Linked DNA regions of Homo sapiens: regions 2 and 3 are each linked to region 1. Evidence: chromatin loops called from intact Hi-C (ENCODE). Cell type or tissue: OCI-LY7. All regions are shown on one strand. Each heading gives the region's core, and the rest is flanking DNA. Links, peaks and the distances in the headings are about the cores only.

Region 1 (6,968 bases), core at 1,319-6,318:
CCACCTCACTCTGCTGGCTCTCAAAGCGTGGGCTCTCCAAAAGGTGACCCACCTCACTACGCACTCTTTTCCAAACAGCGTAAGCCCTGTCCGCTCTGCCTCTTCTCACCCTGCTTCTCTCACAGTGTGTACTTGCAACAGACCAGCCTCCTTCCTGGTATCCAAGAAATTTGGAAAATAAAGTTCTCTCCATCCTTTTACTCAAGTAACTATAATACAAGTGGAAAAATTACAGAAGTCATAAAAGTATGCCTGCCCCCAGGCAGGCAATTAATAAATATATTAAATAAGCATATCTGTTGAAAAGGGGATTGGAAAAGGACTATTGCGGTTCAGGGGAGGGAAAGGTAGCTTTCATAAAGAATTCAGAGAAAGAAGCTTTTCTCCAAAAAGCAGAGTGGCACATGGGCAGGCACCACCTTCCACTATCTAGACCTTCCTGATCCTTCTCTACATCTGTTTTGTTTCCTCTTTTCTCCTTTTGAACATCTGCCCACCTCTTTGTGAAAAAAAAAGAAAAACAGGAAATGAAGGGATTTTGAAGGTCTGAACTCAGGATTCAGGAATTATACAATCCTAAAAGGTCTGGTCAAGTAGAAATTTTTGAGCTCATCCACCCTAATGCTTTTGTTTCATAAAGGAGTAAACAGACCTTTCCAAGGTTGTGCAGGATGTGAGTTGGTTTTTTTCCTCTTAATTTGAATGAGTGATAAACATTTTAAAGTCAAGAAACTTTACATCAGAATCCAGAAAAAAATCAAAGATCTGCCAACACTGGGCTTGCATCCCTGCCCAGCAGCAGCGGGCTGGAATGCGGTAGCTCCATCTCCTGCATGCACAGTCCCCTTCTATCCCAGCTGCCTCACGCCCAGATGGGTTCAATCATCTCCATCATAGTCATGGCCCCTACAGGCCTTTAAACTGTAACTCCTGTGTGTTAGTCCATTTTTGCGTCACTGTAAAGGAATACCTGAGGCTGGGTAATTTATAAAGAAATGAGGCTTAATTGGTTCAAAGTTCTGCATGCTGTGCAGGAAGGATGGCACCAACATCTGCTTCTGGTGAGGCCTCAGGAAGCTTCCAATCATGGCGGAAGGCAAAGCCACAGGGCCGATGTGTCACATGGCTAGAACAGGAACAAGGGGCTGAGGGAGGTGCCACATTTTTAAACAATCAGCTCTTGCATGAACTCAGCAAGAACCCACTCATCACCAACGGGATGACGCTAAGCCTTTCATTAGTGATCTACCCATCGTGGCCCAATAGCTCCCACTGAGCTCTGCCTGCAACTACTGGGGATTACATTTCAACATGACATTTGGAGGGGACAGACATCAAAACCAAATCATCCTGCTTTGCAGCCGGTTTCCTACTCCTGGCCAAAACAAAAAAACAACCCAACAAAAGCCACATTAAACCATGTAGCACAACTAACCTCAAGCAGCTCTCTATGTTATTGGATTCTAGAAGTCCCCAAAACCAGAAATTCCCATCCCCTCCCCATCAAAAGCTAATAATAATAGTAATAAATAGCAGGCAAACAAACGAAAGCAAAAAGCCTTTCCCACTGTCTGGTACTGCCTGAAATATCACTGTATCTTGGAGAAGTACTGTGTTCCTCTAACATCTCGGATTTGAAAGAAAAGTGGTACAGTAAGAAATGGCCCCTGGCACACACCATCATCTACTTTAACATTTTGACTGAGGATCATTTTTCGTGGTAGGATCCTTCAGATATCCTCTGCAGACACACACACACACTCCAAACACAATAAAACACAACACACATCCCCCTCTCTCATTCTCTCGCTCTCTAAGCCATATACTCAACTTTATTGGAATCTGATTAAATAAACAAAAACAAACATTTCTCCTTAGAGAAGGAAATAATTTTCACAAAATAAAAACACAGAGCAAATATACCTATTTGAAGGTGAAAAGATCACTGTTTTCTCCAGCAAGTCAGAGAGAGCATGAACCAAGAACACGAGATGCTGCAGTTTGCTGATGTGAGTGTGTGGACAATGAGAAGCAGGTGGTGTATGAACACAGGCAGAGAGAAGGAAAGGAAAACTGTCATCTTAGCAAGGATCACTGCATTGTGCTATCAAGGTCACAGTTGGTAAAGACCAAAATACTATCTCCAAAATTTTAACAAGGATTCTTCCTTTCTCTTGTTCCCATAGTGAGTTCCGGGAAATGGAGAGAAAGTGTAATGAAGCATATTTCTTTTTAAATGGCATATAGCTGGCCTCTACTTGGATCCTGTTTTCTGACATCATTTTAATTAGGAAAGGTGAGAAAGTTTCCAACGTCCCCCAACCCCCTTCCCTGTATCCTAAATGAGGGTTTCACAGAGAACTGGCAACCAACACGATTTTGACAGAGTGAACTTCTTTCTCTCATAAGCATTCCTCCAATCCCCAGATAATACCCCTCATTCCTCCCACATTAACTAACACACACAACTTTTCTCCTCCCACCCTCCCCAGCTCTCACTTCTCTCCAAAACGTATAACATAATTGTGAAGGCTAATTATCAAATAATGCTTAAGCCTTTGGGAACAAGATAGGGGGTTCTACAAATGTTTTAAAAAGTCCCCAGGCTGCAATAGAAACGTGATTAACTGAAACAAAAATGCCTGCTGAAAACTTTCAAACCCAAAGTCAGTTTTTAAAATATTTTTAAATATATAGGTATATTATATACATGCCTGTGTCATAATTTATCTATATGTACATATGTCAAATGTGTCTTTTTTTAATCTGTCACAGAAATTCTCTGCCATTGTAGAGCAAGACCCTCAAAGAGAGAAATAATTTGAAGTCGGTTCATCCTTTTTTCTGACACATGGAGGTCCACCATGGATTTCTCCCATGACAGGGGACCCCTCAACTGGCTCTGGTAGGAGACAGGAGGAAGCTGCCTCTAGTAAGAGGAAGGAGAGAGCAAATCTAGGCGATACAATTCTCCTCCTGGCCTGAACATGAGCAGATAGGTTCTGACAGATGTAGTTTTTATCATGGAATAAAACAGGCTCACAGCAGTGTGCCTCACACATGAATGTCACATTTTATGAATTGCCATATTGTCTCACTACACGCTGCAGTGAGCAGGGCTGGGCAGACCACGAGGTTGAGGAACGACTCGGCCTCTCCTCTCCCACGCCCCCTCCATTCCAGGCAGGGGCACTGGTTTTTTGCCTGCATCCTCAGAGAGGAAGAAACAACGGCTGTGGGTGCACCTGTGTTGTATGGGCCAAGTCCTCAGCTGTGATGCACACAGAAGTTAAATATAGCACTGTGGCTGGTCAGATTTCAACTGTCCTGGGACCCTGAGCGGTTACGTAGCAGAAGGGGCTGGAGGGAGGGAGAGGAGGAGGGATTCAGAGAAAGCGTGCACAATAACAATGCATGATCTATCATGCAAAGAGCCGCAGGGCAGAAATAAGGGCTCCTCACTCCTTCAGTAGAAGCCAAGCCCAGGGTGCTGATTATGTGCGGAGCAAGCTGTCTAATGGGAAAGAGAGCTCATCCACAAATCCTGGGTCAGGAAAGCCAGGAAGGTCCATTCTGAGACTCTGTCCATAGATGAGTGTTCTGAGGATTAGCTCTTGACTCAACACTGTGGAGGAAATGGTATTCAAAATCTCTAGGGACTCACTTTCTAATTAAAGAGCAAGTCTTACTGGTTGCCTTTACTTCCCACCCCACTGAGACCCCTTGCTCCACTCATGGGACTCAGGCATGAATGGGGAATTCTGAGCAAGAGGCAATCAGAATGTGAAAAACATCCAATGGGGCTCTCCCTCACCCCCAAGTTATTGAGCTAGGCCTGAGTCAGCCAGAGTTAAGGCCAATGACACCTCTTAATTTGCTCTCTTTCCTATGATGTGATGCCGTGTCATCCAAATTAGACACAGTTACCTCCAAGGTATACTCAGTGTCATCATAGCCATGAAAAAAAATCACAATACATCTTCCCAGACCAATTTTTCTTTCAGTGCCTAACAGTGGGGCAGGTAGATTATTCTTATTAGAAAGCAAGCACAAATGTAAATCAGAAAATTCAAACAGATTTTTAAGATAAAACATTAGTCTTCAAAGAAATTATAGATTTCCAGGGACTATTTTGAGCTCAGCCCTATTACCTCCCTGAAAATGAATTTACTCCCTTCCATCATAAGGGATTCTTTGATTTAAAAAAAAAAAAAAAGAGCTTATGCGTGTGGTAGGCCTAAATAGTGATCTCTAAAGATATCCAGGTCCTAATCCCCAGAACCTGTGAATCTTGCTTTATGGCAAAAAGGATTTTGCAGGTGTGACTAAAGATTTTGAGATGGTGTATGTTTATCACAGCACTATTCACAATAGCAAAGACATGGAATAAACCCAGCTGCCCATCAATGGTGGATTGGATAAAGAAAATGTGGTATATGTACACCATGGAATACTATGCAGCCATAAAAAAGAATGAAATTATGTCCTTTGCAGCAACATGGATGCTGCTAGAGGCCATTATCCTGAGAGAATTAACGCAGAAACAGAAAATCAAATACAGCCTGTTCTCACTAATACGTGACAGCTAAACACTGGATACATATGGACACAAAGATGGGAACAGTAGACAGTGGGGGCTCCAGAAGTGGGGAAGGAGGGAGCTGGGGAAAGGTTTGAAAAACTACCTATCAGGTACTATCTTCACTGCTTGAGTGACAGGATCATTAGAAGCTTCTCCTCAGCATCACACAATATACCCATGTAACAAACCTACACATGTATCCTTGAATCTAAAAATAAATTTAAAAAAATTAAGACATTGAGATGAAAGATTATCCTGGATTATCTAGGTAGACCTTACATGTAATCATAAGTATCCTTCTAAGGGAAATACAGGTGGAGTTATGACTACAGAAAGGAGGTGACGTGGTGATGGAGGTAGAGACTGGAGTGATAAAATTTGAAGACGGAGGAAGGGGCCATAAGCAAAGACATACAGATGGCCACTAGAAACTGAAAAGGACAAGAAAACAAGTTCTATTCCCAGAATCTCAGAGGGAACCCTGCCAACACTTTGATTCTAGCTAGCCCAGGAAAACCCATTTTGGACTTCTGACCTGTATTGTAAGAGAAGAAATCTGTATTGTTTTAAGCCACTAAATTTGTGGTAATTCATTATAGCAGCATCAGAAAACTAATATACTTCAGAAATAAGAGTGCAGGTCACTGAGTTCAGCAACTTACACTATTATTACGAATGGTTTTACTTTGAACCACAAAGAACTTAGGATATTTGGAGATAACTATTTTATCTCCTTTCCATTAAAAAGTATTCCATTAAGCCACAAGGCATGTTTTCCTCTGACTGCCTTCCAGGCACTTGCTCATATCATTTCCCCTGCCTAGAAAGCCATCCTCATCCTCACTACTTTAGGTATTATGGTAAAACCAATAAATAAAATCTCCCTCAATTGAGATGCTTGATGAGAGTTAGATTTTCTGTCTCTAATAAGTTTTAGTAATTAGAAAGAGCAAAGAAAAGATTTCTAATCCCATAAAAGTAGGAAGCTTTTACCTCCAGTGCCAGTCTTAGATTTTTAGACTGTATGATCTCAGAGGCAACAAGCTGTCTTTTCTAGTGGCCTGCTGTTGTACCGTAAATGCATACTGTTCATTGGGGATTTTAGTTCCACTTCTCTAGTGGTCCCCAATAAAATGAAAATAATAGTTAAAAACCACTCTCAATCACTACCCCAAATTATAAATCAGTTTTAAAATAGGCTTACATTTTGCTCAGATCCTCTGATGAATTATCAAAAAAGTGAAACAACTGGAACTTACATTAAAGAGTTAACTGGAAAATAGGCAAAGATGATCCAATATACCACTAGTAGGAGACCCTGAAGAAGAAAACGAGAGAAGAGATGATCCTCAAGGGAACAGTATTAAAAACTATAGTTCAAAAAAGTTTTTCTGATACCAAAAAAAAAGTGATTTGAACCGTATATTAAAAGAACATGCCATGTACCTGGGAATATTGACCCAGAATGACCAAAACTAAGACATAGTCTAGAAAAATTATTGTATTTAAAAGAAAAAATTATTTGGACATCTAGGCAAACAGGGCACATACTCAATAAGGAAAATTAATTATCCTCAAATTTTTTTGACAGCAATTCATTATGCCAGGAGACATTACAGTAGTATATTTAAGATATTCAAAGAGAGAAAATGTGAACTAAGGATTTTATATCCAGAAAATCACAAATAGCTACTAACCTGCAAAAACTCAGAGAACACTGTTCCCATGAGCTCCTCCTAAGGAATCTACTAAAGAACAAGTCTCAGATAGGTATTGCTGGTGAATATTACTATATAGGTAATTAGAAGTTAAAAGAAAGAGACTGTAGTGTGTACTGCCTGTATGATTCAAAATGAAATTATAGTACACTTATGAAAATGGGGAAATGATTAGCATATGGAAAAAAGTTTTATCTGCTTTCAGTAATAAAAATGCCTGTTACAGTACTAGTACTAATATTCTGAGAATATTTTATATGTAAAGTAGAAAAAAATGCAAACACTAATTATGGGATATTCTATTATCCCCTATTGTCTTTGGCGCGGTGGCCCACACCTGTAATCCCAGCACTTTGGGAGGCCGAGGTGGGTGGATCACGAAGTCAGATCGAGACCATCCTGGCTAACACGGTGAAACCCCGTCTCTACTAAAAATACAAAAAATTAGCCGGGCATGGTGGTGGATGCCTGTAGTCTCAGTTACTTGGGAGGCTGAGGCAGAGAATGGTGTGAACCTGGGAGGCGGAGCTTGCAGTGAGCCGAGATCGCGCCACTGCACTCCAGCCTGGGTGACAGAGCAAGACTCTGTCTCAAAAAAAAAAAAAAAAAAAGAACTGCGCCTTCAAAGATTTTGAGGTGAGAGAAAGGAGCTACTGAAGTAATATAGA
Region 2 (6,968 bases), core at 588-5,587, 560 kb before region 1:
AGTAAGGTTTGCTGCTGAGCTCTTTAAGCTGCTAAAGTACCATTGACATTTTGGCCAAGTTAGGAAATTTAAGAAAGAGAGCCTTAAAAACAAAAGTATCTGATTTCACACTTTCTTTTTTTCAATAGGAAAACTTCCAGATGTCTTTATCTACACTATTTCGTTCAGAATCATAGGTGATCTTTCACCAAACTATGTTTTGAATATTTGGGCACTAGTTTTTGCTTCCACGGATAGGTCCTGACCCAAACTCCCTCAAACATAGAGGTTCTCCCCAAATCCTATCATGGCAACCATTTTCCATGAAGCCCCTCTCCCTCCAAGGGCATTGTACCAAGGCCCTTGCAGGCCTCAGCCTTTGTTTTCTTTTTTAAAATTCTGTGGGAGTTCCAAGTCCATCAAATATCTCAAAATGCCTTCCCAATCCCTGTATTTCTTTCCACTTTTAGGCCTTCAGCTAGTTAATCCCAATAAAGATTTAGGAGCTTGAAAATAAAATGAACTTCCTAAAGTAGAAGTCTATTCGTCTCTTGAATTTCATTCTCTGCCTTTTATTGAATGTCAACTATGTGCAAAGTGTGGTACAAAGCACTAAGATAAAATAGGAGACAGGTGCAGAGCAAGGATGAACAGGAGGCAGGCTGTGCTGGCATATGATGCAAATCAAAGTGACAAAATGCTCTGGTAGAAATCTGGGTAAATGGCTAGGGAGAAGACAGCCTAACCTGGGAGTCCAGGGAACTAGAGAAGTGGGGAGGGGATATGGCCAGGGGGCTCAGGGTAGGAAAGATTACTTTAAATGTGTGTTTTCTACTTTTTTCCTAATTACTGAGCTCCATCTTCTTAAAATTGGGCAATGGGCAGTCTTTATATGTGAAAAAAAAACAAAACAATAAACATTAGTTTATAAGAAATTATAAGAAAAACTCTACACCATCATCATCTATCCCCCTTTTAATTTTACTTCTCAGCCATAATATGTTCTACAATAGTCCAGGACCTTATACAAATGATGTCCCAAACTCATTGTTGTCATTGTCCCACTCTGTCCTCTTAATACCTTATCTCCCCGACCTCTCATGAGAGATTTGAGGTTACTTAGGGTGTTTTCATTTTCTTTATCATGCTATGGAAAAGCCTGAGCACTCAACTGAATTCAATTTTAAGTAAGAAAAATTCCTTGCAATTAAAATTGTTTGCATTGAATTGAGTAGAGTTTCCAATATTCATCCATTGTCATCTAAATACTTTTGTTTAGAGCAAAATAAGGTGCTTATTACAATGAGTCAAATATTTGGGGGTCTTTGTCAGGTCAGGATGGTGTTTTTGATCTGGTCAAAATGTAGTATTTGCTAATACTTTTTCTAACTAGAAAAAAATCCAATCTGATATCATAGATTTGGAATCAAGGCTGGTGAGTGGCATAGGTTGAGGAGGCTCTTTTGGAAAAGTTATTGACAGAATAAATAAATGAATGAATGAAGAATACTCCAGCCTGGATTTAAGAGTAAACCATATCACTTGCTTCCTTCTCAAGATGGCCTTGTGTGGATTCTTATGTTATTGAAGCTTTGGAGCATTTTGCTAGGAAATTCTTTCCTTCTATTGCAACATCGTGGCGATCAGGCTGCACTGTCAGTTGAGCACTGGGGACTGAGATGTTTGTGAATGCTGTGGTCAGTCAGGTCTGAGTTCAATGAAAAGTCATTGCCTGAGGGTTGCATAACTTGATTGCTACAGGTAGAGAATGGCCTTTCACCAACACCAAAGATTTATTGGCTTTTGGGTGGGAAAAGTCAGCTTTTATATTTCAAGAGAGTAAATCATCTCTTGTTAATTGTGAAGCCTTTAAAGGCTATTTAGGATGGTGAACTTCTGCTAGAGCTTCATGCAGTAATATGTAAAATATGTAGTTGACCAGAAGTTTACAGTTTTGACTAATAGAAGTATTAGTCAATGGGTAATACTTCAAGTTTGCCAAGTCCCAGCTTATAACTGGACCTTCATAAGCCAGCCTCATGTTCTAACAGTCAGAAGCACTCTAGACTTGCAACTTTAAACCCTAGTTAGAAAAAAAATTAGCAAATACTATATTTTAGCCAGAAAAAAAAAATCTAGGGCTACAACATTTTACCAGGGACTCATGTTAACATTTGGTCTACAACAACTTTGTTTATAGAATACTCATGCAGGTAAGTTTTGTGGTCGTCACAATCTGTCTGAAAGTAAACATTTTTGGAAGTAGAAATTTGAGAAAGCTATGGTGGTGCTATTTAGTAACATAGGCCATGGAGAATTTGGTCAATGAAGATCAACAACTTTGATGAAATAGTTTTTGCCTGAATAATGAATAATTTATTTTGCCTAACAGTCTACATTGCTAAAAAGGTGAAAGCAGTGGTCAATTTAATGAAGAAAAGTGCATTCACTCAAAGTTTTTGGCAGAAAGGAGAAAAAATATCTGGTTGATTGATTTCCTTATTTGCTTTCCAGCTGGTGGTTTTGGTGTGGTCGAGACACTTCATGGGGTTCCTGCCTTTAGTTATGCTAGTTGTAGCAGACCACTACCTTGAATCAAGAAAGCATGTTGGTCTAACTCTAAGATTATAGCCAGAACCCATCAGAGGGCTAGAATTTCTTTCCACTAAAAGTTCCTTTATAAATTCTTGTGTTTTGTTGTGTTTCTAGGTATATGTTTAAATGGTTTCAAAATTGATTGCTTTTAATAGTTCTTTTGTTGTTGCTGACAGTTGTGGAGAGAGTAAGATGGAGATACACAAAGCCTTTTCTTATTAACAGATTTCCTGTTATACATGTATTAAGATTGTCGGCTTCTACTCCGGTATCCTTTCCTTCTAGCTTGCTTCACCAGAGGGAGAAAGACTAGCTCAATTATATTATCCTGTTAGATTGCTTAAATCATGTTTAGATAAAAAAAAATTACTTTCTGCTTTCTTACTATAGTTCATGATTTCCATTTTGTAAGGCATCTTTTCTAAATTTTGTGCTTTATTATTTTTGCGGTGTTGAGCGAGCGAAAACAAACTCTAGTTCATAATTCACTTTAAAGAACATACCCTTTCTTTCTATTTTCTTGTTAAAACCAAATTGTGTGCAATTTGTAGGAAATTGAAACCACATTTTTCACTTAACTTTCCAAAATTAAAATTTATGGGGAAAAAGAAGCAATAAAACAGTTACAATCTGGTCATCTATAATTATCTGTGTGGTGTGAGCAGTTCCACATTTGAAAAATGTGACACGGATAACTTATCAAGATTTTACAACCGTGGGACATTTCACTTCTTATTTGCTGCATTGGAGCCAAGATCTCCACAAAATGCTGAAAGTTACCACTGTCAGTTTGAAAGTTACATGTGTGAAGAGGAGCTTTGAAATGTATAGAAAACAATGGACAGTATCTAAAAACAGTTGTTTTCCTCCCTCACTCAGTAACGAAATGTATTACAGTAAAAATTTGCCATTGTAGACTGTTCTTATTTCCAGTATTGTTCTTGATTTCAGTTACTTTAACATTCTCTTGTCACGCTCTACTGGGTAGGAGAAAACCACAGAACTAGTGAGATGAACCGTCTATTTCTGTTTATTGGTGCTGCCATTGCTGTCTTGGTATCTCCATTTCTAAAGCTTTCTGCATCTTTATAGATTTCCTAAGAAATGGATCCTTGAAGATATTCAAGTCCTAAGCTGTGCTTTTTTTTTTTTTTTTTTGGAATAAATACTTTTTCCCCTTTTAATCTTGCCATCTAATTGTTTCTAAGTTATAATAGTAAAAAGTTTTAGATTCTAAGAAATTTGATACTTCAATCCTAGTTCTTAATAGAGGGAAAGTTCATTTAACAATGGCTCCTTTGTGGAAATATAATCATATTTAGACAACTTGATGCAGCTGTGGTGAAGTCATTCATTTGTGTTTTCATTCAGTAAACTTTTATTGAGTATCTATTTAGTTTCACATCTTCTGTTAGAATCTAAATATAGAGTGGGGAACAAAACACTACAAATAGTACTGCACATAGTAATTATTCCCTTGAACCTTAGCATCATCAACATCATTCTAGATAAAAATGTATGGATGGACAGATCTTTGGCAGTATAAAAAAACCATCTAAAACCACTACAATCCTGAGTCTCGACTTAAGCTCAACTGAAATTGCACCCTTGCCTCAGCAACTTACAAATGCTCAAATGTTTTATAAATATTTTGGCCATGTCCATTTCTTTATTTGTAAGTTGATTCTGATCAATATTATCAGAATTTTAAAGATGTATTCATTTAATGGATAAGTACTTATTGTATAACGTAGTCTTCTAAGTGTTTTACAAATATTTAGCCCATTGAATCCCTGAACATCTCTATAGGGAAGGCACTTGACTGTCCTGATTCAACAGGTAAGGAGACTGAGACATAGATTAAGCATTTGCCAGAGTTACTCAAGTGGAGGAACCTGGCCAGACCGTCTGACTCCAGAATTCATCCTCTTAACTGTTCCACTGTACTCTTTCCTCAGTACTTTGGTATTTCTATAACTACGTATGTCTTTTAAAAGTGTGATGATCCCTGAGTGTATGACGCTTGGACACATCTGGTAGGATTCTGCAGACAGCTTACTCTGCCTGTAAGTGGAGAGGTTCCAAAGAGGCATCAGTAAAGGAGTCCCTGGCATGTGATGGCCCTCAGGTCATTATGAGCCAGGGGCAAACGCAACATGTGTCCTACCTTCCATTCATTCTAAGTTGTTCATTCGCCCGTCTCTCTAATACGTGCTTAGATATAAAAATAATATGTGCTAATTTAGAAAATTTAGAGAAAAACAGGATAGAATTTAAGGAGTTCAAATCATCCAATAGCCATCACCCAGAGTTGACCACTAAAAAGATTTTTGTATATTTCTTTCATATTTTTCTATACATAACAAATATATATGAACATTTTCTTCGTATTTGTGGTTATACTGTATATGTGTTTACACACACACAGTTTTATATCCTGTTTTTTTCACATAGCCTAATAAGCATTTTCCCACGCATTAAAATTTCTTCATAAACATGTTAATAGGCTGCATCATCTCCCACAGTGTGGATTTACTATATTTATTTATCCATTCACTATTGCTAGAAATTTAAGTTGTTTTATTTATACTCGTATAATGATACAATCTTTGCTCTTTTCTCTAACTTTGATGCTTTAAAAACCATAGTAATTTGTGGTAACTAAATGTTCTATCCCTTTATGAAGATTTTTTTTTAAATGCCCTAAATGATTTTTTTTTGCAAGTGGTAGATTTTTAAAAAAAACTTTTGAAATAATTTTTTCATATAATGCTTTTATTATTTGCACTATAAAATGATGCTATAAAATATAGAGTAGAAATAAAATATGCCCAAGTGTCCACATGAACTCACAATTAGTCTAGGAAATTATATCTAGCCGTAAAGTGAGAATATTAAAGCTCTTGTATCTATATTAATACAATCAGCCATACTTTTTAATGATAAGTATTTAATCTATCAGTCTCCTCTCTCTTTTTTATCACCCAGTTGCAAACTAGATTCATTTTGGATAATTACCTTTGGTACTAAATGTATATTATCTGCCCAGTTAGGAAATAGATCAGAGGGAATTCATAAATCAATAGTAATAAAGTAAACAGAGAGAATGGAATCTATTTCCTCTCTTATCATTTGTTTGAACCCATGCTACTAAAGACAGGGACCCTGTCTAATGGATGTCGGACAGAGGACCACAAGTAAACCCCACTGGGAACAGCTCTCCTTTAAGAATTGATCTGATATTTCAGGAAATATCTTATTGTTTGAATATTATAATGGTAGGTGCTTAATGACAACTACGATGCTTTGACTTCTGCTGTTTACAGAATTGATTTCAGTTTCTCTTTCAATGTTTTTGTATCTATTCCTGGATGCACCTCCTTTCTCTCCAACCTCTTTCTAGCCTTCATAAAACAATTTTTGACAGAGCATTAATGTTAGATTTACCAGTGTTATGCTAACCACAATCTCATTGTCCAAAGGGAGATAAAAATCCAGTGTCCCATACTGTTGACTACAAAAGAGGCTCTCTGTAGTTTCAATGTTGATGTCATCATGAGAAAAGATAATTCAATACTCAGAGTGGGACCTGTACCTCTACTTCAGCACAAACATGGGAGAGTTAGTTTACCTTGCCCAGACCTCTAAATATTCTAGCAGGCTAATGAAACTCTGAGAAAAGGTATGTCCAGCCTCCCTTGTTGATATGCTAAATCCAACAGCCAAGAAAATATTCCTGCCGTGTAAAAGAAACTCATCACTGCTATTATTCAGTGTATATTCACCTCCCTCGTGTAATACAAAAGTATTACCTGTTTTCCCCAAATCCTAAACTCTATAGGAACTTATTGACTTATGTCACAACTAATGGCATTGCTAGGAGGTATACTAGAGCCCACTTTCACAGTTTTCTACCAAGTGTTGACTTCACTGTAGCGTGGTTGATCCTAGACTCAAGTGACCTGATTTGGTGGTGCCTTCCACACCAAAGTTTCAAGGCCAGGAATATAGTGAGTTAGGAATCTCTTTCTGTGTTTACAGGATTATGGTCACTGTTGGTTTTAGAATCTTGGCCAAGGGGAAGACTATTAGATTCTGAGTTTATTTCCAAAGCAAAAGCAGGAAATCTAAAGAGATGGCATTGCATATTTTGGGAGGTGGATCTTCTTCATGGTTTCCAGTATTTTAATGACAATTAGAAAATTGTTTTTGATAGGATCCAAGTAGTTCCAAATTCAGAAAGAACTTAAATACGCTTCTGTCTTTCACAAAGTCCAATTGTAAATGATGTCTTTATTAGCAGAGATACATACTCTTGCACCCTTGTCACTTTAAGAGGCCACATACTCGGGAAGAGGTATGTGCTTCCTCAAGGAGCTTGCTTCTCCTGGCAT
Region 3 (6,968 bases), core at 1,222-6,221, 370 kb before region 1:
AATGCCAGCCACAGGGAGCGTGAGGGGAGTCAGTGGTAGCTCAACATAAATATGGATATTTTTTACAAGAGGGTGGAGGAGCTGGCTGGCAAGACTAGCGAAGTTCTTTGATAAATCTACGGACATTCCAGGAAGAGCAGGGTGGAACAGTTTGGAACATGGAGCCTTGTTTAAGGGAGCGAATAGAACCTTCTCTTGAAGGACAAAGACCAGACGATCATACAACACAGGTCATCTGCTGGAAACCTGTGGGGACTGAATGGTTGACAATGACCTTGTTATTTCTATTTCCAAAATATATCTTTTTTTTTTTTTTTTTTTTGAGATGGAGTTTCACTCTTGTCACCTAGGCTGGAGTACAATGGCATGATCTCGGCTCACTGCAACCTCCACCTCCCAGGTTCAAGCGATTCTCCTGCCTCAGCTTCCTGAGTAGCTGGGATTACAGGAACCCACCACGACATCCGACTAATTTTTGTATTTTTAGTAGAGGCGGAGTTTCACCATGTTGGCCAGGCTGGTCTTGAACTCCTGACCTCAAGTGATCCACCTGCCTCGGCCTCCCAAAGTGCTGGAATTATAGGCCCAAAATATACCTTCAATGCATCTAGTCTCCATGTCTATTGCCAACCCTTTTGGCCCTCCTGGGCTACTGCAAACAGCTCCTGACTGTCTCCCTATTTTCACTCTTGCCCACTTCCAGTCCACTCTCATGAGCAGCCCAGGTAATCTGCTTAAAATTGGAGCATGAGTCACCCTCAGCGCATGCTCTCCTAAGACTTAGAATAAAACAGCTTCCTTAGTGTGGTCATGAAGTAGCTGCCCTGGCCCTTGCTTTCCTCTCCATCCCCATTTAGTTCTGCTCTCTCTTACTCACTGCCCTCTGATCTCCCCTGTCTCCCTTCCAGTTACCAGCGGCTTTCCCTCTGCCAGGCTACAGTGCCTGCCATTCATCTCGCAGTGGACTCCTCTTTCCTCACTTTTCTCCTTTGGCTTCAACATCGCCTCCTCAGAGAAGCCTTCCCTGACCACCCCAATTCAGCAAAGTCCCTTTACCCCCTTATTCTCCCTCACCATGGCCTGCTTGTTTTTTTCATAACTCTTACCCTGCCCATAGTCACAAATCCATGCAACTGTTTCCTTGTTATCACCTGAACCTCCTGCTAGACTGTAAACACCACCAGGCATGGCCGTGACTGTTTCCTTTGCAGAATGGATGGCCCAGTGCCCGGCACAAAAATAATTGTTGATTAAATTAATGATTTGGCCTCCAAGGAGAGTGCCTACAAGCATAGGATTTGGATTCACATGTACCTGAGTTTAGCTCCTACCTCTGCCCCTTGCCAGCACAGAGACCTCCAGCCAGTGGCCTCCCCTCTGAGCCTCCATTTTCTTCCTTATCAGAGGGATAAGAATGGCACTTCCCTTTTGAATTTGGTGGGAGGATGACACAATGCAGGAGAAGATTCTCAGCTGGTGCTTGGGATGTAGCAAGTGCTCAAAAAAATGTTAGCTGCTCTTACTATTAACAATATTAGTTGTAATCTTATTGTTATTGTTATTATTTAGCTCCATTTAGACATGACCCCAATCTTTACTGGAGAAGAGTGAACAGGGCTTTCCGATGTGGTACGTGTGTATTGTGGGTTTGTTTTGTTTTGTTTTTATCATGGTGGCACATACCCTGAGCCTTCTGTTCTATTCCTTTTACACCAGACAGCATTTTACCACAAAGAACGGCTGCTGTTCCTCTAACGACAGTCACACACTTAATGCTTCAATTTCCACATTTTATTTTATAAGTAATTTAAAGCCCATGGTGCCTTAATTGTAAAATAGGCCTTATTAAAATAATAGCTTGAAAACCAGTGGGGCTCCCTGTGCCGAGCAATGAGGGTTTTTAGCTTAACGGCTGTTTACTGGGATTTAAAAAGAGACACAACCCAAATAAAGCTGTAAAGACATTTCCACTGTGAGTGATGGGCCAAGGACCAGCTGATAATTAAGCTCCCCCATCCCCACACAATTTTTTTTTCTTTTGGTGCTGTCTGGAGCTTTTCTTAGAAATCCAAAGCACACCCTTTGCTGCTTTTATGATTGATGAGGCGGTGAGGATACTTCAGTACGAGTAAGCAACGTGGTGCTTTGATTAATGATGCTGGTGGGACTCCCAGAAGACCAAAGAGAATAACATTGTTATCAGGAAAGCAGCTGAAGCTGCTGAGAGGGACAGTGACTCCCAGGACTGTGGAGACTGTGGAGCCATCCATGGGTAGGGTCTTTCATTCAGCTCTAACCCAGCATCTCCTCCTGGAAGTCCAGAAGCCAGTGAAGAGGGGACTGAAGGGCATGCTTTTCCATTGAATTCACAAAACTGGCACTGGGCACAGTTCGGTTCCCTGGAAATCTCAAAGGATGAAACACACACAAGCTGGTAGGAGTCTCAGGCTCTATCACAGTCATGATGAGTTTTTTTCAATATGATTGTTCTTAGGCAGAAACAATCAGATGAAGAGATTCTATAGTATAAGAAAAATAACAGTTTCTATCCACCAAGCACATGGACTTACATTGAATCCTTATAATACCCGTGAAGTAGATGTTACTATTATTCGTCTTGATTTTTGGCCAAGGACGCCTAAACTCGTAAGAACTTTGTGCATTACAGGTCACACAGCACTTGACCTGTGGAGCCAGGACTCAAATCGAAGATGGTTCTAATGTCTAAGCCTATGCTCTCAGCCCCTTAGTAACTCTGGGCTTCCAAGAAGAGAGCTATGGAGCTTGTGGGAAGATATCCAACCAGGCTACAGACAGATGGATTTTAGATTTTGCTTCACCTTGCCTAACCTGGGATGACCTGTGTCTCAATGTCTGTGTCTTGGTGTCCCTAAATATGAAAATCCGGTATGCCCCGCCTGCCTCACAAAGCTCTCATAAGGATCAAATATATTAACATTTACGAATGCTCTTTGCAAGGTAAGAACCCCAATGGACTATTTGTTCCAGCAAAACTGTCAAGTGAAGCTATATGGAAAAACATTTATAAAGCTAATTAACATTGAAGGAGCCAAGCAAATTAAGATTCCTAGTTCCAGAGGAAGCCAATATCATTTCTAACGCCTAGATGAGTAACTTTGGGTAAGTTGCTTGATCTCTATGAATCCCAATTTTCTGCCCTTCAAAATCAAGTAACACCGATCTCTTGGCATTGTTTTGAGAATTCCATGATATTATGCCCACAGAGCAGCTTAAACGCTGCCTGGCACATGTGTCCTCTGAATGTTCACTACTGTTACCATTTCTTTCTTTTATTTCCCTCTGAGCCACTCCTCATTACCATTTGGGCAGAACTATGCCTGCCCATTGTCTCTCTGGACCTTTGCAGCATTATAGACCGAAAAAGGAAATATGAGTCAAAGAGTGCCCTGAGGCTCAAACACTGTGGTTTTGAAAGTCAATACGCCTGTCGATAACAAGACTCACTGCCTCTCCAGGGACCGCCCACAGTGGTGTTGCTGAGTTTTGCAAGCCCTGCACAGAGAAGCTTCGTGGTGGTGGGAAGTGCTGTCCAAAAGAGGGGCTGTCTTACTGTCAGGCCAGAGCATCTGTGGCCTCCACAGCAAATGGGGATTTGAGCACGAGGCAAGCCAGACAGCCCCTGCCAACTCTTACACTGATGCAGTGGCTGGAAACACCTCCTCTCAACTTTTAGAGCGTTTTCACATCTTGCATGCTGGACAGTGAGTGGACCTACTGGACCAAAACTGCAAAGAAGAGAACATAAAATGGCTGCGACTTTCCCATAATGGTTTTCCCATAATGTAAAACCAAACAGACCTGGTTTTGAATCATGGCTCTGCCATTTCCATATTCTGTGATGATAGGCAAGTCCCTTAATTTCTCAACTTTTCCTTCTATAAGAAAGCAGCTTAACCAGCTACTTGGGAGGTTGAGGCAGGAGGATCGCTTGAACCCGGGAGGCAAAAGTTGCAGTGAGCCGAGATTGCACCGCTGCGCTCCAGCAAGCAGCCTGGGCAACAGAGCAGAGCAAGACTCTGTCTAAAAAAAAAAAAAGCAGAAGGCAGCTCTGGTGCCGGAATGCCTAGGTTCAAATTCAGGCTCTGGTACATCCTGTATATTCTCATATTCTCAGATAATTTACTCTCTTCTTTACGTGTAAAATGAAAGTGAGAATGAAATGAAATTTTAAAAATATATGAAGTTTTTCAAGTAGTAGCAAGCACTAAATAAATGTTAGCTGCTGTGTTTGGCGGGATGGGTTCCATGTAATCCTCCAATGTAAAATAAACCTTGGCATCTCAGTGGATTAGGACCATAAACATTTATTTCTCACTCATGCAGATGGAGAAATTTCTTCTATTTCAGGAGACTCGGAGACCTGGGATCTTTTCTTCTTCTGACATCACTATGTCAATCAACCCACAGCAGTTGGTTCCAGTTCATCACAGCAGAGAAAGAGATGGGGAAGGGGGTACCATGGCTCTTTTCTCTCTTGGCAATTCTTTTCATAGTCCATCAGCCACAGCAAGTTCAGGAACCCAAAGCCTACTGCACAGGAAACGGCCTTTATGGTAAATTAGGCTAACTGCCGAAATCACACTGCTGTAAAAGCATTAAATGGCAATGTGCATGGCATGCTTACACTGTGGCTGGCACATGGTTAGTGCCTGTTGTCTCTTGTGAGAGTACTACTTTTGATTCGGTGCCCGTCTGACATGATTCAATGCAATTCTGACTTGGATCAAACCACTGGTTGTTCCACACCACAGACTGTGGTGGGTCCCAGGTTCTCTTAGTAGTTAACGTTTGTCCCTCACCTTTATCAACCTTTCCCTACCTTTCTGTGCCCCATTTTCCTTTTCCAGTGCCTTCAGGTGGATCCACAACTCCTTGATGCTCCATTCTCTGGTGTTCCATCAAATGCCTGTTTCAAGGTTACATGATCATTTTTGATGTTCAAGTACTACTTTCATAGTATCTAGTGTGATGCTGCACTGATTCATTCAGGAAGCCTTAACCCGGTGCCTGCTTTGTGCCAGGACTGGAACCAGGCATTCACACTCACCGTCACCCTGGAGGCCAGTCAGTCTTATTGGCCTTAATTTTGGATATCAAGTGGAGGCTCAGAGAGGTTAAGAGACTGCCTCAAGTCACACAGCCTGGAAGAGGTGAGGTTGACTCAACACAGGGTGTCTCCCCATCCAGAGGCCTTTCCATTCTCCTTGGGAGGCCTCTGCAGTTGACTTTTGTTTGTTCTCTGGAAGTCATTACACATTTTGGCCTTTTCTAAGCCTTATTTATGCCTCTTTCCTTCAAAGGCTTAAACCTGAAAATTGATTGATTCAAGCTAAATCCTTGCAGAAGACAATGGCTTAACCTCTTATTTCTGTCTGGGATTTTTATGGCTCTTTAAAGAGGCACTGTCTCAGCCCAGGGTCTGCTGACTACTATGGTGGGTGTCAAGCATTCAGCCGGGCATGGTAGATGCCATTTGGAGGCAGGGGTAGATATTCGGAAGTGTCCCCAAATCATAGCACATAAGTAACAGATTTCTATTACAATAAAAAGGCTGACCTTTCCAGCCTCAGTGTCAGTGTCCAAAAAGTGAAGATTCAAATTGAGTTCACACCCAAAAAAGTATCACATGGATTCCCTCACACAAAAATTATTTTGTATCCTTTGTAGCTACAATTCACTGAATGCAGATTTCTATGCCAGGTATTCTAGAAATAATTGGGGTCTTTAATCCTTACAACCAGCATGTGATGTCCAGACTATTTATCTCCATTTTCCCAAGCAAGTGAGCACACTGAGGCTCAGAGAGGTTAAAGTGACTGGTTCAAGCTACACAGCAAATGTTAGAGTTGGAATTTGACCTAATTCCAAAATTCATCACTTTCTGTACTACCATATAACAACAGGATGCTATGAAAGGGAACTGACGTTAAAAGTATCCAAGGGGTGGGTTGCTTTCTCACGGAGTTTTTCATGGGCCTGGCATATCAATATGGCACCTCAGAGGCTGATGGAGAGACTGGGATGGCTAAAGCTAGCCAGGCAGGATTGTAGGGTCCCAATCTTCTTCTACCAGAGAAACTACTTCTGTACTTTCTGTAGTAGATTTGCACATAAATATTTTGTTTTAAAAATGTATTCTACTACATAACACAGAGAAAAAGAAGGTTAGAAACAAAAGAGAGAGAGAAATAAAAACTATAGTTTTAGTATCATGGCCTCGATTTTATGAACTAGACATTAAGGCCCAGGGAGTGAACAGATTCATCTGATCATATGAAGAGTTATAGGTGACAGACTGTGGTTTGGAGCAGGGCTTGGCAAACCTTTTCTGTAAAGGGCAAGATGGTAAATATTTTAGGCTTTGTGGACTTTGCAGGCTCTGTCACGACTACTCAACTCTGCCATTGTGGTAAGGAAACAGCCACAGACAATACGTAAAAAAAGAAACATGGTTGTATTCCAACAACTTTTATTTATAAAACAGGTTGAAGGCTGGATTTGACCCATGGGTGATAATTTGTGGAACTCTAGTTTGGAACAAAGGATCCTTGACTCTTTATTTGGCACTTTTTCTACAAAAGCAAAGCTGCCTCCTTAAGATAGATGAATTGTAAAGCCCTGTTATTTTCTTAATGTTAAGGGAAAATGAAAGATCAAAGTTGGAAAGCCAAGAGGGTTTTATTAAACAAAGCACAGGTAAACAAGAAGGAAGGCATTAGACATGTTAGTGTGGTTGGGGCTATAGCTCCTGGGATGAAGGATGAAGGGGAGGCATAAATAAGTGACTTGAAGAAAGGGCCCTGCCCTGATGAAGATATTGATATGCCTTGACCTAAGGTGTGTCACTAAAATTCAATCCTCTGCACCAAGGACTAAAATAAATTCATATATTTTGGAACTAATGAGGCATGATGGTTACACAACAT

The links. A loop is a pair of places that touch in the nucleus more often than their neighbours do. Peaks named below come from ENCODE experiments on the same cell type or tissue, not always from the same donor. Only the 100,000 strongest peaks of a DNase experiment are listed, where the experiment ranks them.
Region 2: a loop joins it to region 1, with 2.3 times the contacts of the local background. A loop is called at or near these places in 1 of 110 quality-filtered maps.
Region 3: a loop joins it to region 1, with 2.8 times the contacts of the local background. A loop is called at or near these places in 1 of 110 quality-filtered maps.

The regions. Positions count from the first base shown.
Region 1 is chr5:158,191,062-158,198,029 of GRCh38, reverse strand. No RefSeq gene overlaps it. Among named protein-coding and RNA genes, the nearest start is that of LINC02227, 220 kb to the left of the region's middle. In OCI-LY7, for the core only: no CTCF peak of the experiment used is centred there; DNase peaks (open chromatin) are centred at 2,009 and 3,309; H3K4me3 peaks cover 2,183 bases; H3K27ac peaks cover 2,873 bases.
Region 2 is chr5:158,749,092-158,756,059 of GRCh38, reverse strand. The region is part of intron 10 of EBF1 (EBF transcription factor 1); the gene reads left to right. Among named protein-coding and RNA genes, the nearest start is that of LINC02227, 340 kb to the right of the region's middle. RefSeq lists a silencer at 3,494-3,613. In OCI-LY7, for the core only: no CTCF peak of the experiment used is centred there; DNase peaks (open chromatin) are centred at 629, 2,519, 2,809 and 3,559; H3K4me3 peaks cover 2,896 bases; H3K27ac peaks cover 4,278 bases.
Region 3 is chr5:158,556,915-158,563,882 of GRCh38, reverse strand. No RefSeq gene overlaps it. Among named protein-coding and RNA genes, the nearest start is that of LINC02227, 150 kb to the right of the region's middle. RefSeq lists enhancers at 3,565-3,614, 3,625-3,794. In OCI-LY7, for the core only: no CTCF peak of the experiment used is centred there; DNase peaks (open chromatin) are centred at 3,602, 4,062 and 4,602; H3K4me3 peaks cover 676 bases.